3 separate regions of the Homo sapiens genome follow, and regions 2 and 3 are each linked to region 1. Evidence: chromatin loops called from intact Hi-C (ENCODE). Cell type or tissue: heart left ventricle. All regions are shown on one strand.

Region 1 (8,000 bases):
GTGGCAGATGCCTGTAATCCCAGCTACTGGGGAGGCTGAGGAAGGAGAATTGCTTGAACCTGGGAGGCAGAGGTTGCAGTGAGCCGAGATCGTGCCATTGCACCCCAGCCTAGGCGACAGAGCTAGACTCCGTCTTGGGGAAAAAAAGAAAAAAAATTGAAGCTGTCAGCTAAGTAAAGGGAGTATTTACAATATGGAGGAATGGAAGTGCAGCGAGGCTGGTGGTGCAGCACTGGAGGGTCAGACAGTGTCTTTTTATCCTTTGCAGTTTGCAGAGGATGCAGCAGGTGAGTCCTGTAGACATCAGAGGGGCTTCGACGCTGCACAGCTGCCACTCAGAGGGGACACTGCTGGCCTCGATCACATCATGGAGACCACAAGGATGCTGGGAATGCACTTCCCATTGGCCGAGCTGAGGATATGAGCAGGCCATGGGTGAGCCAGGGTTTCCATTTCTCTTCCCGCCATGAGAATTTCATGCCAGTCAATTTTAACATAATAATTTATTTTGCATTTTGCTGTCCTCACTAAGGTATGCATGGATCGTTAAAGATTAGGAAGTTTGTTCTTTGATTGGATTCTTTGATCAGATGGATAAGATCCTTCCATCTCTTTAAGAATGCCACCTCCTCCTCCAGCCCCAATCCTGGCTTCCCAAATTCCAAGCTCCCAACACTTGAAAGGCCCAAACCTTGTTAGGTTTGATGATAGCAATTTACAATTAACAAATACATTGATAATGAGTGTTCTTTTCTGTAGGTTTGTTTAAAAGTGAAAACAATGTGGCTAGTCATAAAAGTTTCTCTTTGTTTTAGGCTGGATGGCTCACGCGTTCAGAGGAGGGACAGCGCTTGTTGCAGAGAATGAGATTTAGTGTGATGTGTATAAAGGTGTTTCATGGCTAAAGACCAAACAGAGACTAGTGTCTCCCACTCAGGAAGAATAATCACCATGCTAATGGATTAAAATTCTGTTACATAGAATAATCACAGGTTTAAATAAGACTCTGCCTGCTTTATAATTATCAGTATGTGAAAATACACTGAATCAAGGCTGAGTGTAGTGGCTCATGCCTGTAATCCCAGCACTTTGGGAGGCTGAGGCGGGAGGATCACTTGAGGGCAGGAGTTCAAGACCAGCCTGGCCAATCTGGTGAAACCCCGTCTCTACTAAAAATACAAAAATTAACTGGGTGTGGTGGGAGGCACCTCTAATCCCAGCTACTGGGGAGGCTGAGGCAGGAGAATCGCTTGAGCCCGGGAGGTGGAGGTTGCAGTGAGCCGAGATTGTGCCACTGCACTGCAGCCTGGGTGACAGAGTGAGTCTCTGTCTCAAAAAAAAGGAAAAAAAATATATATATACGAATCAAGATGACTCTTAGATATTTGGCTAGAGCCACGGGGTTGATGGGTAGATGGTGATGTTAGTTCTCAAGGAAAGGACCTGCGACAAGTTTATTTGTCACATTTATTTCCTGTTTCAATTATTTCCAAAATGATCAAGACAGGAAATAGGGAGAACAGGTTGGGTGTGTACATATGTGTATTGAATCCAGTGCTTAAACTCACATGCTCTGAAGTCAGAGGTCATGCGTCCAAATCCCAGTTTCACCACTTACTACTTGGGTGATCTTGGGCAAGTGGGTTTATCTCTCTGTGTTTTCGGATCCTAATATAGAAAATAGGTATAAGCCGGGAGCAGTGGCTCACGCCTATAATCCCAGTACTTTGGGAGGCCAAGGCGGGCAGATCACTTGAGCTCAGGAATTTGAGACCAGCCTGGCCAACAGGGTGAAACCCCATCTCTACTAAAACACAAAAATTAGCTGGGTATGGTGGTGTGAGCCTGTAGTCCCAGCTACTCGGGAGGCTGAGGCAGGAGAATTGCTTGAACCCGGGAGGCAGAGGTTGCAGTGAGCTGAGATTGGGCCACTGCACTCCAGCCTGGGCAACAGAGTGAGACTGTCTCAAAAAAAAAAAAAAAAAAAAAGGTATAATTATAGGGTTAAATAAGACCATATATTTATAAACTCATGTGCTCAGCACACCGTAGAAACTCAATATGTGAAGATCATTTGTATTAGTAGTAGTGGTAGTAGCAGTAATATTTCTCCTGGGAATAGCACAGGAGCAGTCTAAGGAGGCAACAGTGGGTGGGTCATGATGGGCAAACAGTAGGAAGAAATGCCTGTGTTGGTACCATTTCCCAAACTGTGAAAACAGAGCCAAGAAAGCTTTGATGGACAAAACTCCCGGAAGCCTCAAGGCAGGCTCTTGCAGGGAAGAGGTCATTGAGGCATCTTGGATAAAAACGGTGGGCTGGGAAGGAATGAGACCAAGGATTGAATGCTGGAGCTGTGGCTTACCAGCTCTGAAACTTGGATCAAATTCTCTGAGCTTAATGTCTTCATTTGTAAATTGTGGATTAAAAATACCTAAATGACAGGGCTGTTGTGATGATAGATAGTGTTCTTATGTTAAAGTGTCCCACTTGGATGGATATGCAGGAAATGTTTGTTTTCCAAATAGCATCTGACTTCTTACTGAATAATGAATCCTTGAAGGCACACAGTCCTCTGAGCTGGAGGCCAGGAGTAGCTTTTGAAATCACCCAAGAAGGAGCAGCCCTGAGCAGCTGCGGGTCCCTCCCAGGCTGACTCAGACCTTTCACCCAGGCGGCCTTTGGGCCTTGTGCTTTGGGAGTCAGGAACCCCAGACTCAAGTCCGTTCTGGCCCAGCCCTTTCTTGGGCTCATTGTTCTGGGAGGCCTTGTACTATTTGTTCATCTAATCTGTTAGCAAAAAGGCAAACTAAATATCCTTCATTTGGACCTCTGGCTTATATCCCACAAAGGACAGAAGTGTCCTACCCGGGGTGGCTAGTGGCACCCCTGTCTTTGTTCCTGTTTGGCCTCTCTAAAAGGCCCTGGGCAGAGAGCTGTGACAGGTGATTGGGAAAGGGCCTGGTGTATCTGCCTCTCCAGGCCTGTTTGGACTTGATTCCTGTTCTCTGATGCCAGGAGGGGCCCCAGAAAAGCGCTGGGACAATACCTATCAAGCCCAAGTAACAAATAGAGGTACCTAAAGTTCAAACAGGTGTGTCCCTTCCTATTTTGTACCTATTACGGAGTGAAGTCAGGGTCCAAAGCCACTTTGCCTGGCTGTAGATGGCCTGTCTACTACTTACTCCCTGACCTGCTGTCTCCCTCAAGTCATTCCCCGACTGTGTGATGGCCACAGTCCCTGGCCGGGTAATCAACTCTCCACTAAGCAGGCCGCCCACCCAGATTTCTCTGCCCTGTCTCATGGGCTGGGATCCCTCCCACCTCCACTCCATCCTGAGAATACCTTGGTTCACTCCCCTATCTCCTGGGCCTCTGTCTGGGTGGCCCATGACTTCCACCTGGAATGCCATTATCTCCAAATCCCATTCTCCCTTCAAGTCCCAGCTGAAGTCCTGCCTCCTCACGATACCTTCCTGTCTACCCAGCTCCCGGGAGCACCTCCTTCAGCCTCCTATGACGTCCACTCTCCCCTCACAGGAGAGCTGCCCAGTAATCATCTTTTGTGTGTTTGCTGCTTCGTTTTGTGTTTTCTGTTTAATTTGTATCTTCCTGTTCCTCCTTCCGACCCTACACACATCTTCCAACTGGATTCCAGGGCCCTGAAAAGGCAGCCAGTGTTGGACTGGCTCATGGCTGCCGCAGAGGAGCTACCCTCCTTGGAGAAGCAAGGCTGCATCCCCTTTTTTTTGCTGACTTAACAACGTCCTGTTTCTACTTCGTGAGATGGCACTGACTCACCACTAGTGGTCGCTATTATTCACACCCTTACTTTCATAATTCAAACTAATTGGGAAACACGTATCTGTCAGCTTCTCTATGGGACTGGATTGCTAGAGGCAAAAAAAAGTGCTAGAGTCAATAAGTTTAATCAGTAACAGAAGTAAAGTATAGAGTCCCCAGGGAAACCTTTAGGAAAGATCTTCATGAGTCTGCTTATAAGGAAAGGAAGAGGCCTCCCAAGCAACAGGTCCCAGACATTCCTACTCCACATACGGATTGAATGTTTATTAAGTTCTGACAACATGCAGGACTGAAAATTTCTCTAGGCATTTATGAGGGTCATGCTGTTAAAATGAGATAAAGAATGAAATATGTTTGATATCATTATACAGACGTATACATAACTCTGTGTGTGTGTGTGTGTGTGTGTGTGTGTGTGTGTGTATACTCTTTTTTGTTTTATTTTATTTTCTTTTTTGTTGTATGGAGTCAGAAAGATCTAGCTGGGTTCAGATCCCAGCTTTGCTACCCGCCGGCTCTGGGGCCTTGGATACATCTCTTAACCTCTCTTGCCCATTGATCATTTATAAAATGTGAGCAATATTCCTTCCTTGAAGGGGTGTTGAGAGCTATAACTGAGATAAGGGTGTAGTCTGGGACCAGCAGCATCCAGGGAGCTGTCAAAATGCAGAACCTCAGGCCCCACCCCAGAGTAACCTAAGCAGAATCTGCATTTAATGAGATCCCTCAGTAATTTGCATGTATGTTAACGTTTAAAATTCCTGTCCTCAAGGAACAAATAATCAGTGTACAGATCTATATGGAGAGGATAATAGCAGCAGCTTACATCTGTAGAGTTCTCCGGCCTTTCTGAAGTGACTTTGGACTCCAAGTGAGGAGTGTTGCTGGTCGGATTTGGGTCTTGATAACGTTGACAGAAATAGCTGTGAGGACTTGGCGGCAGATGGAATGCGCCGCGGGTCTGGGTGTAGGGATGGCAGGGGGAGGAGGGGAGGTGTGGACACTGTTGGCAGAAGGTGGAAGTTAGGAAGGCTGGGAGCGTGTAAGAAGGAGATAGTGTGCTGGACATGGAGGAAAAGTTCTTCCAAGGCTTTGGGAGCATGGAGCCAAGAGACACTGAAAGAAATCAGCCTATTTACGTAGAATTTGCTAGAGCAAAGTCTTTTCTAAAAGTCACAATAGCTTTCTTTATACATTAGACTCCATCCAAATGAATAAATTCACATATACGGCAGATGGTAATAAAGCAAAACTATTATTAATTTAAAATAATAGATGATGGTGCTGGGTGGGAATCTTGGAGATCATTTTCAGTCTAATCCTTTCAGCCCCTGAGGCTCAGCTGGTGTAGGGACTTCTCTCATCTGCCACTTCCAGTGTGACCTCCTCTCACTAAACCTTTTTTCTTGGCTGTGAAATGGGGCAATAAATAACTGAGTTTACAGGTTGCTATGCGGATTCAATGAGATAATTCATGGAAAGCACTTAGCACAATGCCTGACTCTAATTAAGTAACAACATATAATATTATCAAATTGCTACTGACCTATAGGAGGTAGAGAGGGACACATTTTTTATCAAGACTAGTACAATTATTAGTAAAGATTATGGAAGTAAATTTGAGATTCAAGTAGCTAAACCAATTTTTTGTTGTTCCCAGTATGAATAATGATGATACCATATTACAATAATAGTAAAACCAACAATAACTGCAACAATAATTATATCATACTAAACACTAACCATAGCTAACATTCCCTGGATGCTTATCATTAGGTTGGTGTGAAAGCCATTGTGGTTTTTGCCGTTAAAAGTAATTGGAAAAAGAGCAATTACTTTTGCACCAACCTAATATATGCCAAGCACTAAATGAAGCACTTCACTTGGATTATCTCATTTGATTCTTCAAACGTGTATGATGTGTATAATACTATCACCAGTTTATAGATGAAGCAACTGAGGCCTAGTGAGATTAGGTATTGGGCCCAAGGCCTGGAGCTTGTACGTGGAACTCACATTGGAATCCAGACTGCCTGGCTCTCTAAATTGCTCTCTTAACCACTACACTAGCTCCCACATGAATATACCAGTGAACAAAATGCTCTTTCCATTGGTGGCAAATTAGGTGCTATTTGTTTTCTGGCCTGATGCTGTGATACATTTTAAAGAAAATACATGGTTGCAAGTTGAAAAAGAGAGTAGCTTGAAAACAAAAGAAAGGAGGATTGGAAAATCTGTTAACCTCCTGTGTGCTGTGCCAGGGACAGTCACATGCATGAACTCAATAACCCTTTGTGGATATGACCTACATAGTCATGGAGAGCAAACCTTAGCCTCAGAGAAGTTAAGTCATGTGCCCAGGATATAAACTAGTAAGTGAAGGGGCTGGGATTTGAGCCTGAGCCCAAAGCCCAAGCTAGCTCAAAAAAGATGCGGAGCCCTGACTTGTATTTTGACCCAGAGGAAAATTAGATCTCTCCCAATTTCCCAAAGTCCCTAAAACCTGATACCACTGCCAAATTCCTCTGCCAAATTCATCATAGTCTTAACACAGCTTGAAGGACTTCCCGTAGAACTGTTGGAAATTCTGTCCTGGAAGGGCATGTAAAGCTCCTTTCTAGAAGTATTTTACTTTGGACTTATGGCTCACCCCTTTCCAGTATGAATTATAAGCAGCTCACAACTACACAACTGTACCACAAGAAAACAGAAAATTTAGGTAGGAAGGAGAAATTTAGGCTAGGAATAAGGTTAATTTCCAAAATATATGCCAATAGCCCTGAATCAGGTCAGGTAGGCCGTGTGGTATTTTTAATTGGAGTAAATACTGCATTTACTCCCAGAGGGACTATAGGCAGCAAAATCCAAGTAACTTCCTCACGAGTCCCTGGGTCAGGTGAATTACTGTAGAAAATGGGAGATACTTCAAGGCATGGTCTGGCCTTAGAGCTAAAGTTCTGCTTGGGGAACAGGCCCTTCCTTAGTCTGTCTTATAGGCCCCAGGGTAAGACAAGTGTTTGGCTGAAGAGCCATAGGCCCCCCTCTCTGCAGCAGTTCTCAAGTTCTTAGTGCCTTTTCTCCGTGGTACTGTTGCATGTGATATTTCACTAAAACCCCTTTCCTTTCCCTTTTTTTTTTTTTTTTTTTTTTTTGAGACGGAGTCTTGCTTGGTTGCCCAGGCTGGAGTGTGGTGGTGTGATCTCAGCTCACTGGCAAGCTCCGCCTCCCAGGTTCATGCCATTCTCTAACCGTGTTAGCCAGGATGGTCTCAATCTCCTGACCTCGTGATCTGCCCACCTCGGCCTCCCAAAGTGTTGGGATTACAGGTGTGAGCCACTGCACCCGGCTTTTTTTTTTTTTTTTTTTTTTTGTGGCAGTGGGAGGGGAGACCCAGTCTCTCTGTTGCCCACGCTGGAGTGCAGTGGCATGATCTCAGCTCACTGCAACCTCCTTCTCCCGGGTTCAAGTGATTATCTTGACCCAGCCTCCTGAGTAGGAGGGATTACAAGTGTGCACCACCACACCCAGCTAATTTTTGTATTTTTAGTAGAGACAGGGTTTCACCATGTTTGCCAGGCTGGTATCGAACTCCTGACGTCAGGTGATCCACCCACCTCGGCCTCCCAAAGTGCTGGGATTACAGGTGTGAGCCACCACTCCCTGCCTCTTTTATTTATTTATTTATTTATTTATTTTAAACAGAGTCTCCCTCTGTTGCACTGCAATCTCTGCCTCCCAGGTTCAAGCGATTCTCATGCCTCAGCCTCCGGAGTAGCTGGGACTACAGGCACACGCCATCACGCCTGGCTAATTTTTGTATTTTTAGTAGAGACAGGGTTTCACCATGTTGGCCAGGCTGGTCTCAAACTCCTGACCTCAAGTGATCCACCCGCCTAGGCCTCCCAAAGTGCTGGGATTACAGGCATGAGCCACCGTGTCCCGCCAAAACCCCTTTTCTTTGACGTGCTCTCGTTCCACTGAAGGGGAAAGCTCAGCTCTTCCCAGGATGCAAAAAGCCTCCTTCCCCAGCAAGATGGAACTCCCAAGCTCCGGGCAAAGGGGCCTGTAGAATTTCTCTCATTTATGGCTATCAGAAAAATAGGGCGGGAATCAGCCTTCATCACCCGGACCCAACCTTGTGTCAACAGCCCTCACAAACAGAGGGGCCCAGCAACCACCTTTTACACCGCCTGGTA
Region 2 (8,000 bases), 370 kb after region 1:
ATTGATACTCTGAAGACAAGATTAGGTTTGCATTTCCACAAAGTGCAAGCTCACTGGAGGAAGCAAGCAGCTTGGTTGATGGGGCATCTGTCTGCACTCAGGGAATGTCACTCCACTGTTATTTTGATCCTCCTTTAAATACTCCTCTAGTTTTAGGAAATATACCCAAGGGTTGGATATCAGGAATTCTCTCTATGAATTGATGGAGATCTGCTAATGAATCTTTTCTTAATTGCCCAAAGACAAAATAGTAATTGTTTTTGGTGTAGCATCACAAGGATGGGAAAAGTTTTCATTTCCCATGCCAACTCTGACGCAATGGTAGTTGTTTCTTAGGTTGAGAAGGATTTTGAGGCCAGCTTCAATTTTGAGTTCAGTCAAAGTGTTCTGGGACCAGTACATCATGCTGAACTTTGGAGATTACCATATTTGATAGACCGACCTTATGTGGACATGTTTCCTATTGCAAATACATAAACATATTAAATGTAAAGAGTGTCAAGAAAACACTTTAAAGTATATACTCAAGCAAGCAAGAAAGGGAAAGTTGTGGGTTTCACAAACAAAAAGAAAACTGCAACTTAGAAGGGAGCGCTACAGTTGATGCTGAGGTGTGCCATGGGCTTAGGTCTCAGGAACTGCGGGCTGGGAGTTTAATGCTTAATCTTGACAAGGCATGGCTTGAGGGCTGGGACTCAGACCCTCAATTCCAGATACTCAAAGGGCTACCGGTCTTTGTAAAGGAACTATACAAACAAATATCTTTGGGTCAGACCAAAAACTTGGGATTTAATAGAAGCAAAGATAAAAATGTATCTGAAGAGATCTTTCCACAAGTAAGGGTACATGGGACTTCTACTGGAAAACACCTTTTGCTGAAGATGAGCTAAAATAAATTGCAAACTATATGAAGGACAAACCCACCGTGGTGTAGAGTCAGCAGATGCAATAAATGGGAACACAGTAACCAAGACTGTGAGAAAACAGAACGATCCAAAAGAGACATAAAATAGAAATTCTGAAAATGAATAGAAATAAATGATAGAAATTATATGACAAGCAAATGACCTTCTAATAAAAGAATAAGCAGATTTGAAAAAGAACAAAATAGAAATTGTGAAAAGGAAAAATATTGACATTTAGAATTCAGTAGATGGGTCAAAGAACAAACTAGTCATAATCGAAGGCAGAATTATTGAATCAAAAGGTAGAGCTGAAGAAATCACCCAGAATATAGTACAGAGAGATAAGGAAGTGGAAATTTGAAGGGAGTTTTTGTGATTTGCCTGATAGACTAAAGAGACCCAATACAAATCCAAATGAGAGTTCTGGAATGAAGATATTCAGAGAATTGGGGAAATGTAATGTTGGAAGGCTAGGAGGCTGATAATTTTCTAGAAACGAAGAAAAATTTGAGTCCGCAGAATAAAGAGGCACACTCCAGCAATTGCAGTCTCTCTCCTTCTCTCAATCAGTTTTTTTCCTCTCAATTATGTTATTATCATCAGCAAGAAAAGATATTGCAACAACTTGTCATAGTAAAATAAAGCAAACTTCCCTTGTCTGCTACTCTGCTCCAGATACTACTCCATTCCTCTGCTCCCTTTCACAGCAACACTCATTCAGAGTTGCCTAAAGTCCCCATGTATACTTTCTCTGCTCTTATTCTTTTTCAAAACCCCTCTAATCAGGATTTTATCCTGGTCACCACATAGGAACAGTTTATTACGGTTACTGAGGCTGCCCACATTGCCAAGTCCAGTGGCCGATTCTCCATCTTCATGATGTGCAACTGGCAGCATTGGACAGAGTTGTGTGATTTCTCCTCTTGGAAACGTTTTCTTCTCTTGGCTTCTAGGGACCACTTTCTCTGGGTTCTCCTCATACTGTTCTGATTGTTCCTTTTCAGTTTCCTTGTTGGTTCCTTTTCACCTGTGGACCTTAAACATGAAGTTTTTGAGGATGTAGGCTCCTTCCTTACTCTCTAAGGCAATCTCCTCCCAGTCCTGTGGCTGTGAGTCCTACTGCTAACAACTCCCACATTGCTCTCTCCAGCCTGGACCTCTTCTCTGAAATTCAAATTCCCATATCCAGCCTCCTATACCACAGCTCCATTTTACCATCTGACAGACATCTCAAACTCACTGTCTTCAAAGGAAAACCCCTGACATTGCATCTCTCCCTCCACCTAAACTGTTCTTAACAATTGCCCATGTCACAAAAAGATTTTTTTCATTCTTTCAGTTATTTGGTTCAAAGAATTTCATGTGATGCTTGTATCTTCTCTATCTCATACCCCATATCCAATTCAGCAAATGTCGCCAGTTCTATCCCGAAAAGATACCCAGACTTTGACCATTTCTCAATGCCTCCATCACTACTGCCATGTTCTGTCATCTTTCCTCCATCATCTTTCCTCTGGACCATGGCAGTAGTCTACAACTGGTCATTCTGCTGTCCTTCCTACTTGCATCCCTACACAATAAAATGTCTGTTCTCTGCGCAACAGTCACAATGAGCCTTTTAGACAAATGTCATACTCTATTATTTAAGACTGTTTAGTGGTTTCTCAGAGCCTTTCCAAAGTCTTTGCAATGGACTGGAGGATCCGTGTGCATTACTCACCCCTCCACGTGTCTGACCTGATCCATTCTCCCTCTCACTACTCCTGTCCAGACACATTGGCTTCTATGCTCTTCCTTGAGCACAGCAGGCATTCTCTGACCTCCAGGCTCGTGCTTGTGCTGTATCCTCTGCCGCAATGCTCTTTCCCCAGATATTTAGATAGTTGGTGTCCTCATTTTCTTCAGGTATCTGCTCAAATATCAGCTTATCAAAAAAGACCTCCTGACCACCTTATACATAGTACTCTCCCAGCATCCACTACCCCCATGTCCTAATTTATTTTTTTCCATAGCTCTTATCATTATCAGACATAATGTATTTCCATGAGACTGTTAGTTAATTTCCATTTCCTCCCACCAGAAGGTAAGCTGCATGAACACAGGGACTTTGTCTGATTTGCTCTCTGCTGATCCCTAGTGCCTGGATCTAGCAAGTAGTAGGGGCACAATAAGTATATATCAAGTGAATGAATGAGTTTCAAGCAGAATATACAGCTGACCCTTGGACAACATGGGTTTGAACTGTGTGGGTCCACTTACATGCAGATTTTTCTCAATAAAACTTATGCTAAGTGTGCCTGCCTCCCCTTCCACCTCCTCCTCCTCTTCCGCCTCTGCCACCCCTGACACAGCAAGACCAACCCCTCCTCTTCCTCCTCTTCTGCTACTCAACATGAAGATGATAAAAATGAAGACCTTTATGAGATCCACTTCCACTTAATGAATAGTAAATATATTTTCTCTTCCTTATGATTTTTAATAACTTTTTTCTGTAGCTTACTTTATTGTAAGAATACAGTATGTAACACATATACAAAACATGTGTTCAGCTGTGTATGTTATTGGTAAGGCTTCTGGTCAACAGTAGGCTATTAGTAGTTAAGTTTCTGAGGAGTCAAAAGTCATAGGCATATTTTCAACTGCAGGGGGTTGGGGAGCCAGTGCCCCAACCCCCACATTATTCAAGGGCTTCCTGTAAATATAAATCCAAATCCACACCTTGCCACATCAGAATGAAAACTGCAGAACATGCAGAACTATATTTTATTTATATGTATTTTTATTAATATATCATAGTTGTACTTATTTGGGGGACACATGTGATAGTTTGATACATGTATATAGTATGCAGTGATAAAATGAGGGTGATTGGGATATCAATCACCTCAAATGTTTCTCTTCTTCTTATGTTGGAAACATTACAATTCTTCTATCAATTTATAAATATGCAATAAGGTATTATTCACTATAACTTCTCAACTGCACCATTGAATACTAGAACTTATTGCTTCTATTGAGCTGTATTTTTGCATGCATTAACCAATTTCTCATCATCCTCTCTACCTGCTTTCCTCTGGTAACCACCATTCTACTCTCTCCTTTTTTTTTTTTTTTTTTTGACAAAGACTTACTCGGTCACCCAGGTTGGAGTGCAGTGGTGTGATCATAGCTCACTGTAGCCTTGGCACCCTGGGTTCAAACCATCCTCCCACCTCAGCTTCCTAAGTAGCTGGGATTACAGATGTGCGCCACTATGCCTGGTTAATTTTTTTATTTTTTTGTAGAGTTTTTTTTTTTTTGCCATGTTGCTCAGGCTGGTCTCAAACTCCTAGGTTCAAGCCATCTGCCCACCTTGGCTTCTCAAAGTGTTGGGATTACCGGTGTGAGCCACTACACCCGGCCCATCATTCTACTCTCTATCTCCAAGAGATCCACTTTTTCAGTTCCCACATAGGGATGAGAACATGCAATATTGGCCTTTCTGTGCCTGGCTTATCTCACTGAATATAATAACCTCCAGTTTCATACATGTTGCTGCAAATGCCAGGATTTCATTTTTAATGACTGAATAATATTCCTATATATATATATAAATTCCTATACATATATAAAGAAATGTATGTATATATATCACATTTTCTTTATCCATTCATCACCTTGACTATTATTAATAGTGCTGCAATAAATGTGATAGTTCAGATATCTCTTAGATGTACTGACTTCCTTTCTTTTGGATATATACCTAATAGTGAGATTGCTGGATCATATGGTAGTTCTATTTTTAGTTTTTTGAGGAACCTTTCATAATGGCTGTACTACTTCACATTTCTACTAATGGTGTAGAAGTGTTCCTCTGTCTCTGCATCCTTGCCAGCATTTGTTATTTTTTGTCTTTTTGATTATAGTCATTCTAACTGGGGTGAGATGATATCTCATTGTGGTTTTGATTTGCATTTCCTTGATGATTAGTGATGTTGAGCATTTTTTCATGTACCTGTTGGCCATTTGTATGTCTTCTTTTGAGAAATTTCTATTCGGGTCTTTTGCTCATTTTAAAACTGGATTATTTGTTTTGTTTTGTTTTTTGCTATTGAGTTGTTTGAGTTCCTTATGAATATAGATTATTAATCCTTTGTCAGATGGATAGTTTGCAAATATTGAGAACTAAAATATTAAAAGAATCCAGAGAAGAAAGACAGATTATCGACAAAGGAATGATGATTAGATTGAGAATAGAATTCTCAAAAACAATACCAAAAGATGGTGGGATATCATTAAATTGTGGAAGGCAAAAAATAATTCACCTACAATGAGTACCCAGCTAAGTTATTTAGGAGTAAAAGTAGAATGAAGCAATTGCCAATAATAAATTGGAATCCATGAAAAAGTTACTTAAAAATATACATGTATTGCCCATTTAACTCCAGTAATTCCTCCCCCAAAATCAGACATTCTAAATGAAAATATTACCAAGCCTATTTTTTATTATTTCAAATAGGAAAAATTATACTTCATTACATGATAACCCCAAACCACTAACTATTTCCTAAAATGCAAATCAATACAGTAAAATATTAACATAATAAGCAACAACCATCAAATGTTTAAATAAATAAATGCTTAACGCATCACTTCCTGAGCAGAACACAGTGAACATAGCTATTAAACACTTGTCTGGAGTAATGTCATGATGCTTCTCTTTAGCATCACCAACATATGAGATGTACACTTCGCTGACTCTCAGCGGGCTTTTCAACATGGCTTCCCATGATTCTGACATCGTACCAATTGTATTTGAAATAAAACCCGTGACTCTTCTTGCATCTTGTTTTGCTTAAAATATTGATGAAATGTGGAGATGTACATGAACTTTTTCTATAAATATATCAGTCAAAAAACATTGTGCTTAGAAGTACGTAAGTTTTATGAAGTTTGGGAATTAAAAACAGGGAAATGTTAATCTAAGTATTGGTTATCAGGGTATGCCTGTCTTTCAGTAAGAAGGGAATTGAAACCAATGGAGAACCAAGAAATTGCTAAACATATTAGTAAAACAAACAAGCATTGATATTCAAAGAAAAAAAAGGTAACAATAATACTGAGTAAGGGGAAAGGGGAAAAATGAAGTGGAATTAAAACACTATCTAATAATAGGGAAGGAAGCAAGAAAGCATGAATGGCCCCCACCTTGTTCTTGTCCAATAGGAGGAGAGAGCCATTGGTAATTTTTGACTTTATTATTTGCTCATGTTATACGTTTAAGTGGTAATGTACTAGAAGAATAGAAATACAATGTATAACTTCAAGTCAGGAGAAGGAAACAAAATAGATTAAAGAAAGCTTGATCCCATAGAGGAAAGAATGTGGAGAAGAAGAAACAAGCAATGTAGCAATAAAATACCCACAAAATTAGAAGGTAGAAATAAGTTGAAATATCAGTAAGCAAATTATTCATTTAAAAGACAGGAAATCTCAGATTGTGTTGGAGAATATACTCAACCATATTCTGTTTTTAAGAGACATACCTTAGACACAATGACTCAGAAGGACACCACAAGATGTGAAAGAATCTTGTAAAGTATAGAATTCTTTCTGAATGGGAAGGACTGTTATTTATTGAAGTCACATCCCTCACCATGTTATTCCTTGAATATCTTTATCTGATTGTTTTTTCTGCTAGAGTGTCAACTTTTTAGGGGCAAGAATCATATCTTTTTAACAGTCTACCCTAATGTCTGACACCTATTAGTTTCTGAATAAATATTTGTTAAATGAACATGAATAAATATATAAATGAATGGACAAGATAGCAAGTTACCCTTTGACATTTACTATTTTACCAGTGTGTGTCTGTGTGTGTGGCGGGAGCTGGGGGGGAGGGTGTTCTTTCCTTGAATTTGGACCATATTTAGGTATCAATTTTATTTTATTTCTTATTCCAGCTATAATGAATATCTTGGTTATTTTGTAATATGTTAGGTCTTTATTTCCTAATTTCCTCCCCTTGTCATTCAATTGGCTCCATGACTGTAGTTCTCTTCTTGAAAACAAAATGATGCCAAATACATCAGATTTTGTAAAGCCTGCTTGGTGAGTGTATATTGTATCTTCTTTCAGTGTTTCTTATTTATGTTGCCCAAGATTGTGGTTATGATTATTTCTGAAAACTACAAAAACATCTCAATGCAGACACACCCTCATTTGTAAATAATGGTTGTATCACTTAGAGACTATGTACAACTTGGTGAGCACTGGAATTAAAACAGTTCCTATCAACACTTTCTGTGAGGGCGTTAAGATTAGGGAGGTGTCTGGCTGGGCTCTGTCCTGTCCAGACTTAAACCAGTGAAGCTGCCTGGATCCAGGTTTCAGGCAGGTTTGTGTAACATGTAGTGACAGTTTGTGTTCCATCCTTGGGAAACCAGAGACAGGAAAAACACTATGCAATGTCCCAGTAACAAAGGACAACAGCACTTGGTGATAATTAATATAATCCTCATGACTAAAAATAGGTGTTAGCCAAGTTGTTCCGACATGTTGCTTCTTCTGGAGAAAATGTTTTCTGGATTTGGTTTTTATCATTTCTATTAGATCCAGCTTTACATTTTTGTGTGTGACATGCTGTATGAACATTGCCTCATACTCTAAGCTTAATTCCAAATGATCAACATAGAGGCTGAGACTGCAAGACAAAATTGTGGAAAGCAAAAAATAATTCATCTACAATGAGTACCCAGCTAAGTTATTTAGGAGTAAAAGTAGAATGAATATCTAGATATTCCCAAACACTGTTTTTCAGCTGAAAGTTTCATTTGTTGGGATGGATTTGCTGACCTTCCTTGACACTTTTGAACAATAGCCATCAACAAAATGATCCCCAAATAATCCATAAAGGTGTTGTTCAAATTCAGAGTCTCTTTACCAAGAATAATTTATTTGTACGGAAAAAAAAGTGAGCTAAAATGCTCTCTTTCCACTTTTTACATCTGAAATCACCATGATGCTCATTTGTGGGCTATGTCTGGCTCCAGAGGTGCACAACCAAGAAGAGTCCCAGCTCCTGGGCTGTAGACTCCTTTTAGTGGCTCCATGGCC
Region 3 (8,000 bases), 390 kb after region 1:
ACGAGGTCTGATTATGTTGCCCAGGCTGGTCTCAAACTCCTGAGCTCAAAGGATCTCCTGTCTCAGCCTCCCAAAGTGCTAGGATTACAGGCATGAGCACTGCACCCAGCCCCAACTTCGGTAATTTTAAACCATTGGAACCTCGGGGTGGTTTGTTACTGCATAGCCTAGTCTATCCTCATGGATACATCTGATACCTCTTCATCACTTTAGTTCAGAGGCTTCCTCCTCCTCATCAGATGAGGGTGACTGCATCCATGATCATAGGGGTTCATCCTAATTAGTCTACAGCAATAATTGTCATCTGCTGTTCTTTCCAGTGAGTAGCTTAGGGGTGGGCACATGGCTCTTTTGAGAGATAATGAGAGGTCTGCTGGGGCTTCTGAGAAAAGCTTCCCTGATCCTAGACAAGAGACCCGAAGAAAAAGTCCTTGAGGCCTCTGGACATTGCATTTGTTGGATGTGGTGCCTGGAGCTTTGTAGCCATCCTGAAACTGAGAAAAAGATACACATGAGGACAAATATGACCCATGAGGGTGGCGGAGCAAGGGTGATGGAAAGAACCTGGCCCTTGATGACATTATTGAGACTTGGAATCAAGCAACCCTGAATCTTCTATCTCTGGACTTCCTGATATGTGCAATAATAAAAGTCCTTATTTTAAAATCAATTTCAGTGAGGGTTTTATGTTACTTGAAACTGAAAACATTCTAAGTGATACATCAACTTGACTTCTGTAATGTTATTTTAATTGTAGAACATGTCTAGACTGTAATATATTTAATGAATCTCCTGTGACTTAACATTTAGGTAGTTTTCTATTTTTAGCCACTGTAATATGAAGAGGGTCCCTTTCTGAAAATAATGCCAAATAAAAGTTGTAAGCACATTTTGGCTTCCTAAGGACAGGAGGCCTGTCTCCCTCTGAACCAGATCTTCATTCATATTTGTTGAGTCCCTTCCATGCTAAAGGCTCAGGATAGAACGGTAACTTAAAACTAACAAGGGACCAGGTGCAGTGGCTCACGCCTATAATCTCAGCACTTTGGGAGGCTGAGATGGGCAGATAGAGAGTCCTGGCACTTGAGGCCAGGAGTTTGAGATCAGCCTGGCCAACATGGTGAAACCCCATCTCTACTAAAAATACAAAAAATTAGCTGGGCATGGTGGCTTACGCCTATAATCCCAGCTTTTAGGGAGGCTGAGGCAGAAGAATCACTTGAACCTGGGAGGTAGAGGTTGCAGTGAGCCGAGATTGTGCCATTGCACTCCAGCTTGGGCAATAGAGCAAGCTCCGTCCAAAAAAAAAAAAGAAAAGAAAAACTGACATTTTCCTGGTTCTCATGTAGCTCCTAAGAGCTTGTGTTCTTTAGATTTGGCAAAGCCAACACATGGTCCTTTAGTTATATAAATGTGAAGCTAATTTCCACCCACAGGTTCTTGGAAAAATAAATGGAACAGCAGATATATTGAATTGAGAGATTAAGTGCTTTGATTAATATATATTTATATATATATGTATTTTAGCATACAGAGTTATGGCTCTAGACTTTGTAACTTCTTACAGAAATGCACAATTTTCCATGTATGAATTTGAATGACCTATCCCTTTAAATTATTATTTATTCAAGGGTATGTGTTTTTTTTGCATATCATTTAGGAAAAGTTGGGGATAAGACTGATAGAAGTAGTACATTTTGCCTGAGCATATGGATATATAGAAAGAATACTATTAAAATAGCATTTTTGAAAATATGATTTTTGAAAGGACTGGTTTTTGTTTGTTTGTTTTTTGTTTTTTTTTAAAGGTAGCTCTGCAAGAAGAAATTGTTTGTGCAGTAGTAGCAGCGGTGGCGGTAGGGGCATAGCATAGCTCATGAAGCAGGAAGCCTGGGGATGCTGTACAGTACTGCTTCTTGTTAGCTGTGTGATGTTGGACAACTCTCTACACTACTGAGTCCTAATATCTTCATTAACCAAAGGTAGAGATAAAATGAAATCATTTACCTCATTGGGTTACTTTGAAAAATTGCACCCTAATGTATGCAAAAGAGTATAATTGGCTGGGTGCAGTGGCTCACGCCTGTAATCCCAGCACTTTGGGAGGCCAAGGCGGGTGGATCGCCTGAGATCAGGAGTTCGAGACCAGCCTGGCCAATATGGTGAAATCCCGTCTCTACTAAAAAAACAAAAAAATTAGCTGGGCATGGTGGCAGGCAACTGTAATCCCAGCACTTGGGAAGCTGAGGGAGGAGCATCGCTTGAACTTGGGAGGTAGAGGTTGCAGTGAGCCAAGATTGCGCCACTGCACTCCAGCCTGGGCAACAAGAGCAAAACTCCATCTCTAAATAAATAAACAAATGAATTTTTTAAAAAGAGTATAATTAACTGGGAACATATCAACTTTAGTTTTTGTTTGTTTTTTAGATGAGTCAAGGGAAAAATACTTCGAAAATTGAGTTCTCAGGCCAGGCTTGGTGGCTCACGCCTGTAATCCTAGCACTTTGAGAGGCCAAGGCGGGTGGATCACCTGAGGTCAGGAGTTTGAGACCAGCCTGGCCAACAAGGAAAAACCCCATCTCCACTAAAATACAAAAAAAAAAAAAAAAAATTAGCTGGGCATGGTGGTGGGTGCCTGTAATCCCAGCTACTCAGGAGGCTGAGGCAGGAGAATCGCTTGAACCTGGGAGCCAGAGGTTGCAGTGAGCAGAGATCACATCACTGCACTTCAGCCTGGGCAACAGAGCAAGACTCCATCTCAAAAAAAAAAAAAGAAAAAGAAAAAAAGAAAAAGAAAATTGAGTTCTCAGATATTTACTGTAAAAAATAACATGCTTTTATGTATTACACAATAATACATGATTATTGTTGGAAAATGAAGACAGCAAACCCACCCTCCCCCAGTGTCAACGTGTCTGCTCAGAGTGTCTCCCTGACATTTTCTCACCCTTTGCCTCAAGTCAATGGGAGGAAGTGACACCATACATTCTTTCTTTACACGGAGTAAAATCTATCAGCATTATCCTCTAATGCTGATTAATTCTTAGTCATTCTTAGGAAATCCTTCTGTGCTCGGGTTTCATAAATCATCACCCGTATTTTACTTTAGCAACTTGAAGATTTATTTTACAAACATTTAAATTATTGGTCCATCTGGAATTAATTTTGATATAGATGGGAAAGATGTGTCATTATATTATAAAATGGATATCTTTGCAAATGGTACTTACCGCTATTTATTGAATAACCCAGACTTTCATTACTAATTTGAGTTGGAAACTTTTCCATATACTAAACTACTGCATGTATTTGTGAATGTTTTTGGGCATGCTATATATTGTGCACTGAATTTTCTATCCATTGCTCAATTGATACCACGTTTTAATTAACATTGTAGGAGGTTTTAATGTCTAATAAGGGACTCTCAACTTTTCTTTCCAAAGATCATTTGGCTTTCTAGCTTGTTTATTGTTTCTGAAGATATTTTTAATCCTTTTATTTTCATGTTGCAGATACCCATGAAGATGCAGAAAAATCTTCACACTCTCAGCAATTTAACAATCTAAGGTAACAGGCACTATAATTCCAGAAGCAGGAAGTAAGATGTCTAAATTCTAAGAAAATCAGAGCTGCGTTTAGAAAAACTCCTAAGGATTCTACTTGAAGAGTTTCCTGGCTTTGCTGCCTCTGATTATACCCTCAATACACATTGCAATACTCTATTTTTGCAATTAGTTTTTATTTTGTTTTGTTTTGTTTTTAGAGACAGGATCTTACTCTGACTTCCAGGCTAGAGTGTAGTGGCATGATCATAGTTGACTGCAGCCTCAAACTCCCAGGCTCAAACAATCCTCCCACCTCAGCCTCCCGAGCAGCTGGGACTACAGATGCACACCACAACACTCGGCTAATGTTTTTTTCTTTTTGGTAGAGACAGGATCTCACTATGTTGTCCAAGTCACTCTCAGACTTCTGGCTTCGAGTGATACTCCCTCCTTAGCCTCCCAAAGTGCTAAGATTACAGACATGAGCACCTGGCACTGCGTTTTGTTGTTGTTGTTGTTTTGTTTTGTTTTGTTTTTCTGAGATGGAGTCTCGCCCTGTCGCCCAGGCTGGAGTGCAGTGGCGCAAACTCGGCTCACTGCAAGCTCTGCCTCCCGGGTTTACGCCATTCTCCTGTCTCAGCCTCCCGAGTAGCTGGGACTACAGGCGCCCGCCACCATGCCCGGATAATTTTTTGTATTTTTTAGTAGAGACGAAGTTTCACCGTGTTAGTCAGGATGGTCTCGATCTCCTGACCTCGTGATCCACCCATCTCGGCCTCCCAAAGTGCTGGGATTACAGGCGTGAGCCACCGCGCCTGGCTGGCACTGCATTTTATCTTTTAAAATAGGCGGTTCCCCATCAGAATATGAACTCATTTAAGGGCAAGGACTATATCTTAAATATCTTTTGTACCTTTGCACGGTGACCAAGACATAGTAAATGCTCAAAAAACATTTAATGAATGAATGAATTAATTAATAAACTCTTGTGTGATGGAATTCTCTGGCTGTGTCTTTCCTGTGTCTCTGCTGGAGTAACAGGTGCTGGGATATGGCAGCTTGCCCAGCCACCTCGTTGCTCCTCCGTGTTGCCTCGTGAGTTTCATATTTATACAACCTTGTGCTTTCCAGGCTCTACAGACCCTTGCTAATGGATTCTTCAATGGCTTCATCCTTCCAATTTCTTCCTCTTGACATTTTTGCATGTTGGGATTATGTATATCCCTGAAATAGTGTGTCTCTTGGCCAACGGTGAGCACTCCATGATCTCTATCCTTCCCCTGATTCTAAATTCCCCCAAGGGCCTGGTAGGTAGGGAGGTGATGAGCAGATGAAGCTGAGCCCAGTTGGTTCTATCCTGGGCCTCCTAAGATCCAGTTTCTTTTCTTCTAGTTCAAGAAAAGCCTCCCTTCCCCCTTCCTTGGCACATAATGGGCACTTGGCAAATGTTGGTTTCTTTCAACTTGACACCTTCTATTCTGCTTCCCTCTCTGGATGGCAGGGTATAAATAGCAAGGCCTCACATCATCTGTTAACCATTTTCAAAAAAAAGCTCGGGGCTACCATGAGGACATGATGAATTAAAAGAAAAAAAAATGGTTCCAAACTACATTGGTGCCCAGGCCAGGTGGGTATTGACCAACTAAAATGACTTCATCTAGGCCAGTGCACTTGACTTTATTTTTCTTAAAGAGTAGAGAAGTGAGACCTTTATTATGACTTTGAAATCTGCATACTTGGGTGCAAATCAGGAAGTATGTGCAAAATGCCCATGGGGAAGGAGCCCAGGAATAATACATTATTCTTTTGAAGTTGTTCACCCTGGGTTTACTTTAAATGCCATTGGCAGCTTTCCTCTTAATGCTTTCTGGGTCCACTACATATGAAAAATGGAAAACCAAAGGTTTTCGCTTGAACCACAGGATTAACTGGTCAAACTGGTCATGGAAGGCCATCTGATTACAGACAGCCACAGTGATACATTCTTTTTTTCAGTGAAAAATTCAACCTTGTGTTCATGCAGACTTGCCATTTGTGGTCCGTTGAAACTCTGGGATTGCTACCCTTTTAAGGAGGGAAAGAAAATCAAACAGTGTGATTGAGCTCTCTCTCGCTCTCTGATGTCCTCTCAGTTTTTCCATAGCAATTTTATTTGACTTAAAGTGCAACTCAAGAGAATTCCTAAAACTTACTAGCATGAAGTCAACCCTGAGGCTGGAGAGAGTTCTATGGGCTTCTTGCGCTTATGCTGATGATGCCATTGTCAGGATGCAGCCTCCTGGGAGATCTCCACTCATTTCCATCCTTCATTCAGGTGCTCCTTCCCTGAAGCTGCCCAAGAATCTCTTGTTCCTCTGAAGAGGCCAGGCTCAGCCCTAGCTTGCTCTTTATCTGCTCAGAGTGAGCAAGGAGATTGGACCACCATTTTGTCCAGTCCAGTTTCCTGCTTTGCTTGTTTTCATGGTTGTTGGCTTTTGTTTGCAAGGAAAACCTTGGATTTCTCAGCCTGTGAACAGGAATATTTTCTCAGGCTTTTTATAGACTGTTTAAGAAAGAGAGGGCAGAGGCACATGCCTTTCCTCTCCAGCCACATAAAACAAAGCTTTAAGTGATTCTTTGGATTGGGGCGGATACAGAGAATTTGGGTGTGGGGGTGGTCAGGAACCTTGCGGGTGACAGTGCTACCTTGATTTTACGTGTTAGACCTTGAACCTCAAATCTTAGAAGAGTCTATCTCATAGTCTGCAGAATGGGCCCATCAGATTGGGTAGGTTACCTGCAAGTCAGCTTGCAGCTTTGCAGGGGAGGAAGAGAAAGGGGGCACCTGTGTTAGTTATGCCAAATTGATGCTGGTCATTAATGGGGTGATGGTTGTAGCCAGATCTCCGCCTCTCTCATACAGGGGCAGAGGATAATTGAACATCATGTGGCAGTCACAGTTGTTTGCCTCCTGTGGCCCTGTAGGTAAGTTAGGAATAAATGTCAAGGAGCAATTGACTTTGCCCTGCTTGGGCCTGATTGTTTTCCCATTCTCCATAGGTGAGAAAAAATGGTGTGATTCAGCAAAAGAAACTATCATCAGAATGAACAGGCAACCTACGGAGTGGGAGAAAATGTTTGCAATGTATCCATCTGACAGAGGTCTAATATCCAGAATCTACAAGGAACTTAAACAAATTTACAAGAAAAAACCAAACAACCCCATTAAAAAGTGGGCAAAGGACATGAACAAACACTTCTCAAAAGAAAACATTCATGCTGCCAACAAAGATTAAATAAAGCTCACCATCACTGATCATTAGAGAAATGCAAATCAAAACCACAATGAGATACCATCTGACACCAGTCACAATGGTGATTATTAAAAGGTCATGAAACAACCAATGCTGGCTCGGTTGCAAAGAAATAGGAACCCTTTTACACTGTTGGTGGGAATATAGATTACTTCAACCATTGTGGAAGATGGTGTGGCAATTCCTCAAAGTTTTAGAACCAGAAATACCATTTGAATACCAGCAATTCAATTACTATGTATATACCCAAAGGAATATAATTCTTTCTAATACAAAGATACATGCATGCATATGTTCATTGCAGCACTATTCACAATAGCAAAGACATGGAATCAACCCAAATGCCCATCAATAATAGTCTGGATAAAGAAAATGTGGTACATATACACCATGGAATACTATGCAGCCATAAAAAGGAACCAGGTCATGTCCTCTGCAGGGATGTGGATAGAGCAGGAAGCCATTATCCTCAGCAAACTAATGCAGGAACAGAAAGCCAAACACCGCATGTTCTCACTTATAAGTGGAAGCTGAATAATGGGAACACACGGACACAGGGAGGGGAACAACACACACTGGGGCCTGTTAGGGGGTGGGGTGGAGGGAGGGAGGGCATTAGGATAAATAACTAATGCATGCTTAGCTTAATACCTAGGTGATGGGTTGATAAGTGCTGCAAATCACCATGACGCACGTTTACCTATGTAACAAACCTGCACATTCTGCACATGTACCCCAGAACTTTAAAAATAAAATGGTGTGCTTGCCCAGTGCCCATTGTGTACCAGGCCTCAGATGTTGCCTTGCTTCAGTCTTAGAAATTATACTTACAACATTGTGATGTGGGAATAATGTCGTTCATGTTTCCTTTCCTTTGTTATTTTTACCATTAAAGGAACTGAGGCTCAGCGAGGTAAAGCGACTTGTTCAAGGTGGGATCATGTCACATGGATAGAAAGCGGTCTATAAATGCTTATTGGTAATGAAATTTAAGTTGAAGGGAAAGAAAAGTAAAAGGTGACTTTGTGCTTTTATTCATTTGGTATTTATTCACTGCCTCTCAGGAACAAAGCATTAAGTTTTCATAGCATCATCTTCAGTTCATCATTCCTTGTAAGAGCTGCTTCGGTGTTCGTTGATAATTTTTCTCTTTCTTCTTTCA

The links. A loop is a pair of places that touch in the nucleus more often than their neighbours do. Peaks named below come from ENCODE experiments on the same cell type or tissue, not always from the same donor. Only the 100,000 strongest peaks of a DNase experiment are listed, where the experiment ranks them.
Region 2: it touches region 1 in a loop (2.5-fold over the local background); 10 of 110 quality-filtered maps call a loop at or near these places.
Region 3: it touches region 1 in a loop (4-fold over the local background); 4 of 110 quality-filtered maps call a loop at or near these places.

The regions. Positions count from the first base shown.
Region 1 is chr18:21,993,995-22,001,994 of GRCh38, forward strand. LINC01900 (long intergenic non-protein coding RNA 1900) reads left to right here. Exons shown (of 3, transcript XR_001753529.2): 2 at 269-435; 3 at 816-983. Among named protein-coding and RNA genes, the nearest start is that of LINC01900, 17 kb to the left of the region's middle. In heart left ventricle, a CTCF peak has its summit at 3,812; DNase peaks (open chromatin) are centred at 2,663 and 4,767; H3K27ac peaks cover 2,016 bases.
Region 2 is chr18:22,361,040-22,369,039 of GRCh38, forward strand. No RefSeq gene overlaps it. Among named protein-coding and RNA genes, the nearest start is that of CTAGE1, 53 kb to the right of the region's middle. In heart left ventricle, a CTCF peak has its summit at 3,030; no DNase peak of the experiment used is centred here.
Region 3 is chr18:22,382,954-22,390,953 of GRCh38, forward strand. No RefSeq gene overlaps it. Among named protein-coding and RNA genes, the nearest start is that of CTAGE1, 31 kb to the right of the region's middle. In heart left ventricle, no CTCF peak of the experiment used is centred here; a DNase peak (open chromatin) is centred at 4,610.